Linked DNA regions of Mus musculus: region 1 is linked to region 2. A link is a contact called in ENCODE Hi-C or POLR2A ChIA-PET data. All regions are on one chromosome and are shown on one strand. The core of a region is the stretch at or near the end of the contact, and the rest is flanking DNA. Distances in the headings are between cores, read along the strand shown.

Region 1 (6,469 bases), core at 3,222-5,721, 64 kb after region 2:
AGTTCAAGCCCACTCTGCTCTACAGAGTAAATTCAAGGACAGCCAAAGCCACACAGAAAGACCTGTCTGGAAAAAAAAAAAAAAAAAAGAAAGAAATAAGTTAATTTTTAAAAAAAAGCATTGGAAATGTAAATGAAGAAAATACCTAATTAAAAAAAAAAACCAACTGTCATACTTTGTATAAAGGACATTCTAGATTTTCTTACCCAAAGTTCTTGTTTTATTACTTTTTCAATTTTTGTGTAAGTGTGTGAGATTTATGTGTAGGGTAAGTACACATGTGTGGAGCCCAGAGGATAACCGCTCCTTCTGAGCTGTTCACCTTGTCTTCTGTGACAAGGTCTCTCTCACTGGGACCCTGAGGCTCACAGACTCAGCATAACCAGCGAGCCGCAGGAATCAACCTGTCCCCACATCTCCATGCTGGGATTACAAGTACCCATCGCCGTATCTGATGATTTGCATGGTGTTGGCTACTACTCCAAGGTCCTTAGGCTTGCGTGTGGCACGCACCTTACTGACTGAGGTATCTTTCCTACCTGCCTTGCTTTGTTCTTTATGGTTTATCTTTGATCAATCTAGATTTGTTTTTTTAAACAGATTTATTTAAGGATTTATTTTCTTTTTAATTTAGGGGTGTGTGTGGGAGGGTGTGCACATGAGTTCCGGTTGTCAGGAGAGGCCTGAGGTGTTGGGTCCCCTGGAACTGGAGCTACAGGTCCTTGTGAGCTGCCTGACGTGGGTGTGAGGACTGAACCCCAGTCTCTGCAAGAGCAACACTCACCCCTCACCACTGAACTGTTTCTCCAGCTTCCCTAAATTTATTTTGTAGGGTATAAGAGGCTGTGTCAAATTTCCTCTTACATTGCCTGTGCTATCAATAATATATCCCATAAGCCACTGGATTAATGATAAACCTATTTAGTCATAATGAGTACTCATGGGATCTGAAATCTATTTACAGATTATATAATTTATTTATAATTTTTTTGTCTCTGCCTGTGCTAGTATCATAATGCCTTGATTTCAGTGAACTTGAATTGTTTTGATATCTGTTGAGGACAGACTCCTGTTATTCTTCACCTAGATATCTCTAGATATCTTAGACAGGTTCTTAATAGTCATAGCTGTTCTGGAACTCTCTAAAGTCTACATAGACCAGGCTGGTCTTGAACTCACAGAGATCCACTTGCCTCTGTCTCCATAGTACTAGGATTAAAGGTGTGTGCCACCACACCTAACCTGTTTTTTTAAGGTGTAATCTAAATTTGGGGAGTATTTATTATTCCTCGGAATCATTTCCACTATTTTATTGTATTAAATAACCCTATAGACATATAATCTATCACGTGTATATATTAGTTTAGAAACAAATGGTTGTTTATGATATTGTATCCCTAAAAAAAATATTGTTTCTTTCAAAAGGATTTCATGGTTCTCTACAAAAAGTGTATTTCTTTGTGCTAAATTTATTCTAAGCACTATGCAATTTTTGCTAGCCTTATAAAGAAAATGTTTTCCCACTTTCATTTCTAGGTGCTTATTATCAAAATAAGAAGGAATATTTAGATGCACGTATCCTCTATCAAGCTATTTCCAAAACTATTTTTTATTTTGGTTGGTTTAGTTTGGTTTTTGGTTTTTGGTTTTTTTTCCAGACAGAGTTTCTCTGTGTAGCCCTGCCTGTCCTGGAACTCACTCTGTAGACCAAGCTGGCCTTGAACTCAGAGATCCACCTACATCTGTCTCCCAAGGGCTAAGACTAAAGGCATGCACCACACACCTGGCTCCAAATTATGTTTTGTTGTTGTTGTTTTGTTTTGTTTTTGTTTTTTTGTTTTTGTTTTTTGAGACAGGGTTTCTCTATGTAGCTCTGGCTATCCTGGAACTCACTTTATAGACCAGGCTGGCCTTGAACTCAGAAATCTGTCTGCCGCTGCCTCCTGAGTGCTGGTATTAAAGGCATGTGCCACCACTCCTGGCTCCAAAATTATGTTCTTAATCCTAGCAATCCTAAAGTCTTCCGGCTACTCTAGATGAGCTATAAGACAAGCTGTGGTATGGCATTAGCTGTGCCCTCTAGCCTGGCAAGGTTCCACCGTCCTACACTGAACGTCCCTTTTGGTCTCTGTCACTGGTTTTGTGTTGTGCTTTCAGGGTAACTTGATTGTGGATCCAGGTCATCTTTGCCACTGAACAGCATAATAATGACTGTTTTCTCTTCCAATTCCTCTGATGAGCTGTATAATTGGAAAAATCGCTCTTTTAGTTCAGTATCCTTACTTTATATAAATAGCTGCAGGTGTGCCCCCTACCACACCCCCATAGGTTCATTTGTCATCTGCCTCTTTTAAAAGCTTTATATCACTGGGGGTGGGGTCCTTTGTCCCCCTCCAAATACCCTCTTACTCTCTAAGCTCACTGAGGTTCAGGTCTGAGCACAGGAGCCCCACTAAAGAACGGTTGTTCTATCCGTGGTGAAAGGGGCAGTTTCTGCCCTGACTGTGACAGCTGCAGGCATGCAAGACTGTATGGCAGACTCTGGCAGACTGCCCGTCTCCCTTGGAAGCATCTGGAAAATGTTCCCCTGGCCTGGCCTCTGAAGTCTCTCCCAACCTTAATGGCAAGAAGACTTAGTCTATTATCTGATACCTTTTCCGTTCTGGGATGGGACACAAAGTATAGATGACTTCATGGAATGTAATGGCAGCCTCTTCCTAGGGTCCCAGGTTTCTCCACAGTTCTAAAGCATGCTCTTCCTTACATTCCCTTCTGATTGGGTGGTTTGTTTGTTTGTTTGTTTGTTTGTGAACTTGACAGAGCTAGAGTCGTCTGAGAAGGGTAAGCCAATCTTGAGAAAATGCCCCTATCAGATTGGCCTGTGGGTGTTTTCTTGATGACCCAGTTCACTGTGGGCAGTGCTATCTCTGAGCAGGTGGTCCTGAGCTATATAAACAACAGCAGCAGCAACCACCACCACCACCTAACTGAGCAAGCCATAGGAAGCAAGCCAGTAAGTAGGGCTCTCCTGTAGCTTCTGCTTCAGTTCTGCCTCCAGTTTCCTGCTCTGAGTTCCTGACTTGACTTTCAGTAAACCCTTTCCTCCCCAGGTTGCTCTTGGTCATGGTGTTCATCCCAGCAATAGAAATCCTAAGACAATCCCACTTCCCAGTGCTTGCTTAAGCCTTACCAGTATTGACCGAACTCCTGGGTGAACAGTCAGCCCTAGCTCCCTCGCCTAACGCTGTTTTTCTCAAGAGTGGCAACAATTCACTTGAAAGCACAGGAAAAGGAAATCACCTTATTGAACTTGGTGATGACAACCTGCGCCCTAGATCTAACTATTGTCATCAATAGTCCAATAAAAAGAGACAAACTGATAGTGTGCTTTTGTTTGTTGTTTAGTTTTCCTAAAGACACAGTCAACACAGTCTGCTTCAAAGTCCCAAACCTAGGTACAATTGGAACAATTGGCTCATAAAAAGGCCTTCCTAGTGGTTGATATGTTTTATAAAACGGGGTATGATGTGGAGGGAGAGGGGTGCCTTAGCGGGCCCATGCTGAGGCGCTCCCCACCCCCAATACACACACCAGGTGTCATATCAGCCATACAACGGGTGTAGCATAAAAGGAAGTTTATTTGGGACGTGGGAAGGGGTTCTGAGGAAGGGAGCAGAGGCAGAGGGGAAAAAAAAAAAAAAGAGGACAGAGGGGGACAGTAAGAGGGAGGAGAAAGAAGAAGAGGCCTCTAGGGAACAGGTGGGGAGAGAGAAAGAAGTTGGAAGGGATGAAGGGAGGAGTAGATGGAGGGAGGGAGGGAGGGAGGGAGAAAGGGAAGGAGAGAGAAAAACAGACTGACAGAGACACAAAAAAGATGGCGAGTTCTTTTTATCTACGAGCCAGGCTCATACCTGGCTGTTGCTAGGTAACTGCTAGGCGGAGCCTAGAGGAAATGCTAACACCTAGCTCTATGAAAGTCCCAGCCTCAAGGGATGGTCAGAGGGTGCTGCCTTCTGCTACCTCCCATGTCAGTTTGAGATTTAAGATAAAACACAGAGCAGAGGGGGTAAGCTTAGTAAAACGGTTGGTACTGAAGCCAATCAATCTAGCATACATCCGTCCCCTCCCTCAAATCGCAGAGCCATGGCGGAGCGAAACCCACCTCAATCTTATTCAGGGTTCTCTGTCTTTGCCCTGCCCGAGACACCCAGTCTCTGGTAGCTTAAGATGCTGGCTGAACATTTCTCCCAAATCCAAATGGTTGAGAGAGTGGGGGCGGGGGGGGAGCGGTACGGTCCTCAAGCGCCATAAAAACAAAACAATACAGCCTTCTTCTGCAGGCGTCTGCTCTTGTCAGTGCCCTCCTCTTGGCCCCCGGAGTGTGCTGAGCGTGTGCACGAATGTGCCCAGGAGCCCAGAGCTCCCGTAGCGGGGCGGGGGCAAGCAGGGCGCTGCGGGGGACCAATGCCGCACAGTAATCGGCTCTCCTCTGCTGGCGCGTGGCCGAGTACCCCCACCCCGAGGGGGTGCGTTCGTTCGCGGTGGAGAATTATCTCATTGTTCCCAGACTCAGCGGCCCCCCACAGCTAGAGATCTTTTCACCCTGGCAGCCGGGCGTCCGGCGCTCAGCCGCTCCCCGCGCACCTGCCCTGCGCCCCCGCCCTCCCGCCCGCCATCTGTCGTCTGAACGCCATTGTCAGCAGCCACGCCTGGCGTCCTGGACGACACCCAAGGGGACCCGGGGCTTAAGTCCCAGAAAGAAGCAAACAAGGAGGGTTTATTCCAGTCCTGTTTGGAAGTGACCTTGAGTAAAATAGACAAGTCTGCGCTGGGAGTGGGGGTTGGAGGAGGGAGGGTCCTGTTCTCCCGTCTGCTGACTTTTCCAAGGGGTTTCGTTGGGGGTCAGAGGGTTGAGGGTACACAACTGGGCTTTTCGGAGAAGCTTTTCTCTCTAGGAGGAGCTACTCAGCAGGCAGATCTCGCAGCGAGCCTCCCATTGGAGCCCCGGGTGGGAACCCATTTCAAATGCAGATGTTCTCTTTGTCTGCCTGCGAGTTTGCCCCTCTGGTTTACCCCAATTGTCGCAGCCTCTGGGGATGCCGGGTTGAAAGAAGAACCTGTCTTTTCTGCCATCACAGGTGCAGCGCTTTCTGGACCCACTAGCCGCCTGCCGCTCGCCTCGCTGTTCTTCTCCCAAGTTTGTTTACCGTCTTCCATCCTGCTTTACCGTTAGAGGAAATTTCAAACACTTCCCTGAGTTTGAAAACAATCGCAAGCAATCCAAAGTTGCAGACACTGAAGTCATGGTGACCTCACCTTTCTAAATCTCTGTGCTCACAAACCTAGGCGCCTCCTCATCCCCTGTAGGGACCTTATAGAACGCGCGCGCGCGCGCGCGCACACACACACACACACACACACACACACACGCACACATCTCACTCCCATGCAGTCCATCAACGTTTTCCCTGGATGGGAAAACAAAGCCCCAAAGACAGGCGATAGTGTGGACAGATGTGAACTTTCACCTCATTGCACAAAAGACCCATTGGGCTCACTGCTCAATTTGGATCTCTATTAGTAGCCAGCACACATCGTGCAGAGGGAAGGTCGGGGATCAAGGGGGCCTTTGGGGATGGTGTCTCCAGGCAGACAGCTCAATGGGAGTTACTACTCCCTTCCTGGAGGTCTCTTTAGTCTGCACCAAGAAAGGAGAGTGCACCCCTGAGTGTCCACTCCCCCAGGAGGCCCACTTACCTGGCTCCAGCTGTCTCCACTGGAGCAAACTGGGACCTGCTCTGTTAGGCTGGGACCCTGGAAAGACCCTGCCCAAAGCTTGGGGGTAAAATATTTACCAGACCAGAATGCATATAAAAGTTTTAATAAAGAGTATGCACTGTGGGAAGGAGAAACACAGCTGTCGGAGTTCTCAGAGGGAGTCGTGGCAGAAGAGTGAAGAGCAAATGGGGCCTTTTGATAACAGACAAGAGAAGTCTCACCCTGTTTTATGCTGAGAGTCACTTTATTTTATGACACCCTTTGTCCTACCTGAAGCAAGTTTTGGGGGTGAGGTGTCTCAGGCCATTCTGAGAGAGGCTGTAGTTATTTAAAGCATTATTGCACTAAGGTTCCTAATGGGTTAAAGGTAGGAAACTTTTCATTTTCTTCTTTCTTTCTCTTTCTTTCTTCCTTCCTTCCTTTCTTTTTTTTTTTTTCTGGCCTTCTTTGACCCTAAATCTTCTAGAATTTCCATCAATAATTCTCCCTACAAACGGGGTACGGGGCGGGGCGGGGGAGAGCATGAAATCAGACTGGAGGGAAATACTGGGAATGCCGATGCCTGGTGTTGTATGGACTTTCTTCTGGAACAGAACCGAATCCCTTTCACAGAGGGGTATCCTCTCTACAAGCTCAGTGCCCACACCACCTCCCCGGGTTTCAAGCACATATGTTCATGCGCCTCAAATGT
Region 2 (6,438 bases), core at 2,492-4,991:
GATCCAATACACAGGGAGGACTGAGATTTCCTGTAGATATTTATCACAGCCACATCAGTGACTCTGTCCCTAACCAACATGGCCTGCATTTACTCAATAAGTCTTGTTTCCTCTTTGATGGTGCCACGTGACTGTGGCTGAGAATTCTGTGTTCCTAATACTCAATACAGACTTAAGCAAAAAGTGTTTGATGATCTGCCACCGCTTAGCACTAAGGTCAAATACTAACATAGGGCCAACAGGGCCCTCATTCACTGAGGGAATACTAGGAAGCTGTCAAAAGAGCATACATCTGTGGAGGGGCCTGTGATAAGGTGAAAACAGCTACAAAGCAAGAAGAAGAAGTGTGTTCGCCTTTGGGTGCTTATTTACTGAAGAACAAACTGAGAACTACTGCCTTTACGGAGGGAAGTGATCAGGTGGGGGAGTCAGGGATAAAGCTAACTTTCTACAGAGCAGGTTTGCTCTTTTACAGGGACGATGACAGTGCTTTCTAACTACCACACAGAGAGGAAAGCAGCAGCACTGACCGGGATCCTAGCACTGGGGAGGTGAAGCAGGAAGATCTTAAGTTCAAGGTCATCCTTGACTACAAAAAAACCCAGCTAAAGCAAAACTAGGAGGAAATGATACAATTTCAGGTATCAAAAAAATGTTGGGGCTGGAGAGATGGCTCAGCGATTAAGAGTGCTGACTGCTCTTCTGAAGGTCGTGAGTTCAATTTCCAGCAACCACATGGTGGCTCACAGCCATCTGTGATGAGATCTGATGCCCTCTTCTGTAGTGTCTGAAGACAGCTACAGTGTACTTACATATAATAAATAAATCTTTTTAAAAAATTGTTATATGTTCAAACAATGTAAACACATAGAAGCCTATTGGTTGGTTGGTTGGTTGGTTTTTAAGATAAAGCCCTTGGGTTACTTTTGGAGGTTGCTACGTCACAGATTTAAACACATTCAAGTCTATCTGTTTGTTTTAAGGTGGAGCCCTTGGGTTACCTTTGGAGGTTGCTAGGCCACCAATTCATTGCTGTAGTCTGAAAAGAAAGGAACGGAGTTAAGCATTTTGCTTGCCATTCCTGTACAAACTGTACTTCAGGATAGTCAGCTGCGGAAGGCAAGTTCATCATAAGAGTGCCAGCTAAGCAGCACTGGGCACATGACGCCACTAGAAAGCACCACGGTGGCTCTCACTCAGTAATCGGCCCAGGCACTATTAGCCATGAAGAGCTCCCTATTGACCAAAGGCTCTTGGGCAATTTCATGGTGGCTCAACTGAGCAAACAGCACAGGAACCCCGACATACACAGCTTAATTCTAACATCCCTAGTGGGGTGACTCAGACATTACAAGTCTCCCTGACAATGAACGCAACAGATAATTTTTATAATATAAAACCTATACCTTTGAGTTTTCTTGTACCTGCCATCAAAAATCAAGGCTGAATCTAACACTGTATTTCAAAAGATCATTGTATTGCAACAGAACTTTCTGTAATTATGGAAACATCTTATCAGTATTAATCAGACAATAGCCACTAGGCAGCCTGTGTGTGCTGGGCATTTCCAATGTGGCTAATGCATCTGGGGAACCAAACAGTTCATTTAAAATGTCAGGGCTGGCTGATGACTGCCACACTGGATAGTGTAGTTCAAGATTTAGCCAGTGAAGGAGAGGTCATAGAAGAGGTAGAGGCATAAATTCAAAAATATATACAACCAGCTAAACCTGAGTGATAAAGAAACGGGAGGTAAGAACCTGCTTGGGGGGGGGGGAGAAATAGGGGATTTTCAGAGGGGAAACTAGGAAAGGGGATAACATTTGAAATGTAAATAAAGAAAATATCATATATACACATATAATACATGTATATAATATATATGTATATATATGAAAGAAAGAAATTGAGGGTTTTGATTATTGATTAGAGGGTTTTGAAGGCCTAGCAACCGAATGCAGCTGACAGTTCTCTGTAGGACTTTGGTCTACAAGTCTACAACTTTGGTATTACAAGCACATATGGAATAGCTGAAGAACCTGAACTCACCGGACACTGACACTGTGTGCTTTTTATAAATTTGTACTGATGTAAAAATAGTACTGTGGTTTTTGTAAAACTTAAAAAAGCAACTCTAGCCTTTGGCATGGGGAGCACCTTAAGCTATGACAGTGTGGACTAATGCTGTCACCATCAGCCACCACACAGTACAGGAAAGCCTAAGTAACCGGTCCCTACCGCTCCACGGGAGGAAGCAGCAGCAGCATGATTAACAATATCTCCATTGTTTCTGAAACTTCAGCATATACACATTTTAAAGGGACATGTGTCTGTGGTTTAAGTCTCTAACCCTCTTTAGTTTCGCAGCCTCCTTTACTATACTGACCACTGAGGACGACACAGTAAAAGACAGAGAGCACGGGACAAAAATTAACCTAAAAATGGCGCTGCATTCCAAATAAGATAATTCGTTTCATCATATCGTTAAGCTGCAGCCTTTAAGAATAAGTGTAAAAGCCGGGCGTGGTGGCGCACGCCTTTAATCCCAGCACTCGGGAGGCAGAGGCAGGCGGATTTCTGAGTTCGAGGACAGCCTGGTCTACAGAGTGAGTTCCAGAACAGCCAGGGCTACACAGAGAAACCCTGTCTCGAAAAACAAAACAAAAAAAAAAAGTGTAAAAAGCTAAAGATAACTATAGCCATTGATCTCTGACTTACATACAAAATATAAAATACAAATATTCGAGTTGTACAAAGAGCTATAATAAAGTAATACATTTTTGAAACTCTAAATTGGCCTCAAGAAAGCCAGGCGAGGTGGCGCGGATCCTTAATTAGGAGACATAGGTAGGCCCATCTCTGAGTTTGAGGCCAGCCTGGTCTACACTGCAAGTTCCAGATCATAGCTACAAAGGAGAGCCAGCGCTAGTTGGGGAGAATGGGGAGCACTTTTGGCAACAAGTCTACAGTCTGTAAATGAAAACTAGGTCTGACATCAGAATGCACTAACTCCACGATTTTGTAAAGGACAAAAGCCCATTCACTGTCAAGTGTCTCCGCGTGAAAGCGCTGTTGTGGAATTCCCCTTTCCAAACTTTCACTCCACCAATCTTGTTTCCTATGCTTGACTTGAAAGCGTGAAGCCATCTGCAATTCCCCTGCCATCAGGGGTTCCCGCCACATTTCCGCACCTCTCATACTAACATCACCAAGGAACCCTGCGGGCTTCCCGCTGGGCGGCTAACGCTAAGGCCTGGTCCTACACCGGCGGCAGCAGCAGCAGCCGGGTCCCTTCCCGGGAGCCATGCAGCCCACAGCCCGCAGCCCGCCCTCCCGCAGGCCGAAGCACCTGGCCGGCCAGCCCAGAGTCCCATAGGGAGGAGGAGGAACCCAGGGGCGCGACGACCGGGCAGCCGCAACCCGGCATTGGAAAGCCCCGCGGCAGGTGGGCCGCAACGAGCTGCGGCCGCGGGCCATGAGGCCTGGAGCCTAGCGGCACCACCGTGGCCAGGGCCGAGACCGCACCACAGTTAGCCGCAGCTCGCCCGTCTTTGGGGCATGCGGTCGGTTACAGAGCGCGCCCCCGGCAGAGCGCGCCTCCGGCGGAGCGCGCCCCCGGGCCTGCCCGCCGTTCCTCCGGCCGGGGATGCGCGCAAGTCACAACAAATCGCTGTCCGTCCCGCCCCCTGCCGCAGCGCTTGGACTCACCCACATCCGGGGCTTGAGAGCGCCGCGAGTCACGTGACCCAGAAGAAGGGCGGGGCCGGGAGGAAGCCGACGCGCGCGCAGTGGGTAAGGGTTTTTCGCGCCCGCGGCCCGGGTTTCCGAGGGTGGCCAAGCGTTCGCCCTCGAACTCCGGCGTCTACCGCTTCCAGAGGCGCGGGCCGGTACTTTCAACCGAGCTTCAGAGCCACTTCTTTACTGCACGCTGTGCGGAGTGGAACGGAGCCCCCATGGCGACGCTCGACCTCCCCCCTTGCACTTCCGCATGTAGTATCCTCCCACCCCTCGAACCGGAAGTCGCTGCAGCGGGTGACTGTAGTGTCCCAGGATGGTGGCCTCCGAGGGCCATTTTAGTGTAGGCGCCGTGCTCGTAGCTTAGAAATACATTTACAAAGCTGTGTGCATGAAAGGTGTGTATGTCTCATAGGACGTACGCATCTAATGTCTAGAAAGAGATATCCGGGCAATGTGACAAGCTTTCCTCCTGTTGTCACGTATTGTGCCCAGAGATCTAGGGGACTGGTGAAGGAATGGACCCTTGGGACTGCACTCAGCCTGGGGTCTAAAGGAAACAATCTGAGAGCTGAGAGTTTGATATTATCTGGTATCCGGAGCGGGGGAACTTTCTGTTTACGTAAAGGGTGAGCACCCGAGCACCTGACCCAGGAAAATAGATGTGTTTGGAAGGACGGCCAAGCATAAGTGATGAGGGACGGGGGTGGGTGAAAAGCGTGCTAGTTTCTAAGCATGTAGAAGAGAGTCATGTTACAAAGTATTGAGGCGAACTTGTGGAAAGACTGGGTATCCTTACATTACCGCTGGAGACAGTAGTACCCTGCCAGTCAGTCACAAAGCTGACCTGACTTGTTTCATAGATCATTTGAGGCAAGCAGCAAAGCATTCAAGGACAGAGCCTGCTGAAAAGCTGGAGAGAAAGTCAGAGCACTTTAGAAAAAGGTGCAATCCATAGGGACTGGGAAAGTCAGCACCAGAAGGTGTGAAATGCAGCCCAAGGCTCAGCTACAAAAACAAAAGGCTTGTCAAACCCTGAGGGGTGATTAGAAGTGGCCCTTCAGCTGGCTTTGCGTTATCCACTAGCTAGGGTCTGGTTATGTCTGAGGAAAACTGCTAAGTTATCACCTGGTTTTAACGTGGCAGAGGGAGCTTCAGTGTGTGTGTGTGTGTATACGCGTACACGAAAGTTGTGGTGGTGGGGGAGATTTCTGCGTACAGGTGGAGTTGTAGATGAGTGTAGAGGCCAGAGGTCAACATCAGTGTCTTCCTTTATTACTTTGAATCTTAAACCTGGAGCTTTCTGATTCAGTTAAACTGCCTGGCCTGGCAGCTTCCCAGAGAACACAAGTGTGCCATCGTGCCAGGCTTTTTCTGCGGGTGCCAGGAATCTGAATTCAGGTCTTTTTGCTTGCACAGCAAGCACTTCACTCCACTGAACCTCCTCCCAGGCCCCAGGTTGTTTAATTTTTTAAAGTAAAAAGCCCTTTCCCTCCTACAGACTAGGTAGATAGCGCTAGCTTGCTTGCCTTTATTCTGTTGGAGGCAAGCACATAGCCGCGTAGCACAGTTTGTTTCTTGTATGAGTCTCCCTTCTCTCGGAAACAGAACAGTTCCTGAGAGAGCCACTGGTACTAATCCTCACAAGACCTTTCCTTGGGTTGCCACTTTGTGGCAGGGAGCACAGTAGGGTGTGTTTGTGATAAGGAACAAACTTGGAAGCCAGAAACCCAAAAGCACTGCTTGATGACTGAGTTAGACTGCAACAGTTTCAGGAGAAAAATGTGGAACAATCTGTGGTCTGGGAGCTTAGCAAGCATCCTGAGCACTTGGACCAGGCACTGAAGAGAGCCAGCAAGATGGTTTAGTGGCTTAAAGGCGCTTGCTGCCAAGCCTGGCAACCTGAGTACAATCTCTGGGACCCGCCTGGTGGAAGAAGAGAACCAAAATCCCCAAGTTGTCCTTTGACTTCCACACGAACTTACACATATACATTGTTTCTTTCAAGAAGGAAGTAGGCTGGGTGTTGGGATCACAGCACAAAAGTTCTTGCACCCTCACATATCCAGGGAGGCCGAGATGTTAAGCATGCAGGATTGTTCTTCCAATGTGAGAGATATAAAACTTGTTCAGTCCACAAAGCTGGGAATTGGAAGTGATTGACAGCCTGGTGATCTGCGTTATCTGTTGGGCCAGGCCACATCAACCTACAACCAGGACCGAGGGTGGCTAGTAATTTAAATGACCCTGATAAGCAGGGGTTCCCTAAGCTCCAGAAGTAGCTAAGAGACCAGATGATGTCTATGTTATTGTATGACCTTCCTTAGACCCTTAAGCTAGTACAGGTAACCTATCTCTAGAACCCATCGTCTTGGAAGAAATAACATACCCTAAGTCGAGTTTCAATGTAATTGCACCTCCCTGTGCACCAGAAACTGTTATTACACCAGGAAACTTTCTTCCAAATCATACTATGTTTAAGTTTGTTCGGAGTAAACCGCCTAGCATCAGACCCCCCAAGTCTAAGCAAGACTGATAAAGTCAGTCTGAACCCAGTTTTCATTCTCACCTGACAGTTTGCTTCCCTCCCTGGACTCCTGCAGGGCCCCCTCAGCTGGGGATGGAGGTCGGTTGGCAGTGTGCTTAACTGTAGTATACACAACACCCTGGTTCTGTAACCAGAGCCGGTGGCACAGGCCTGCA

What was found. A loop is a pair of places that touch in the nucleus more often than their neighbours do. ChIA-PET counts read pairs that join two places held with the same protein, here RNA polymerase II (POLR2A).
Region 1: POLR2A ChIA-PET joins it to region 2 with 21 read pairs in embryonic stem cell. The contact joins the enhancer-like site here to the promoter of Anapc13 in region 2. A Hi-C loop is called at or near these places in 1 of 37 maps with a recorded cell type or tissue (gastrocnemius). POLR2A ChIA-PET finds 5 or more read pairs at or near these places in 4 of 5 experiments (Patski and embryonic stem cell).

The regions. Positions count from the first base shown.
Region 1 is chr9:102,685,605-102,692,073 of GRCm38, forward strand. No RefSeq gene overlaps it. Among named protein-coding and RNA genes, the nearest start is that of Gm46150, 5.0 kb to the left of the region's middle. Within about 2 kb of position 4,472, at least 1 of the 3 ENCODE cell types and tissues checked has a DNase peak (open chromatin) inside an H3K27ac peak, as active enhancers do.
Region 2 is chr9:102,622,555-102,628,992 of GRCm38, forward strand. It overlaps Anapc13 (anaphase promoting complex subunit 13), which reads left to right and starts at 3,742. Exons shown (of 3, transcript NM_181394.3): 1 at 3,742-3,792. Cep63 (centrosomal protein 63) reads right to left here and starts at 3,570. Exons shown (of 17, transcript NM_001081122.1): 1 at 3,350-3,570; 2 at 1,002-1,039. The coding sequence starts at 3,427.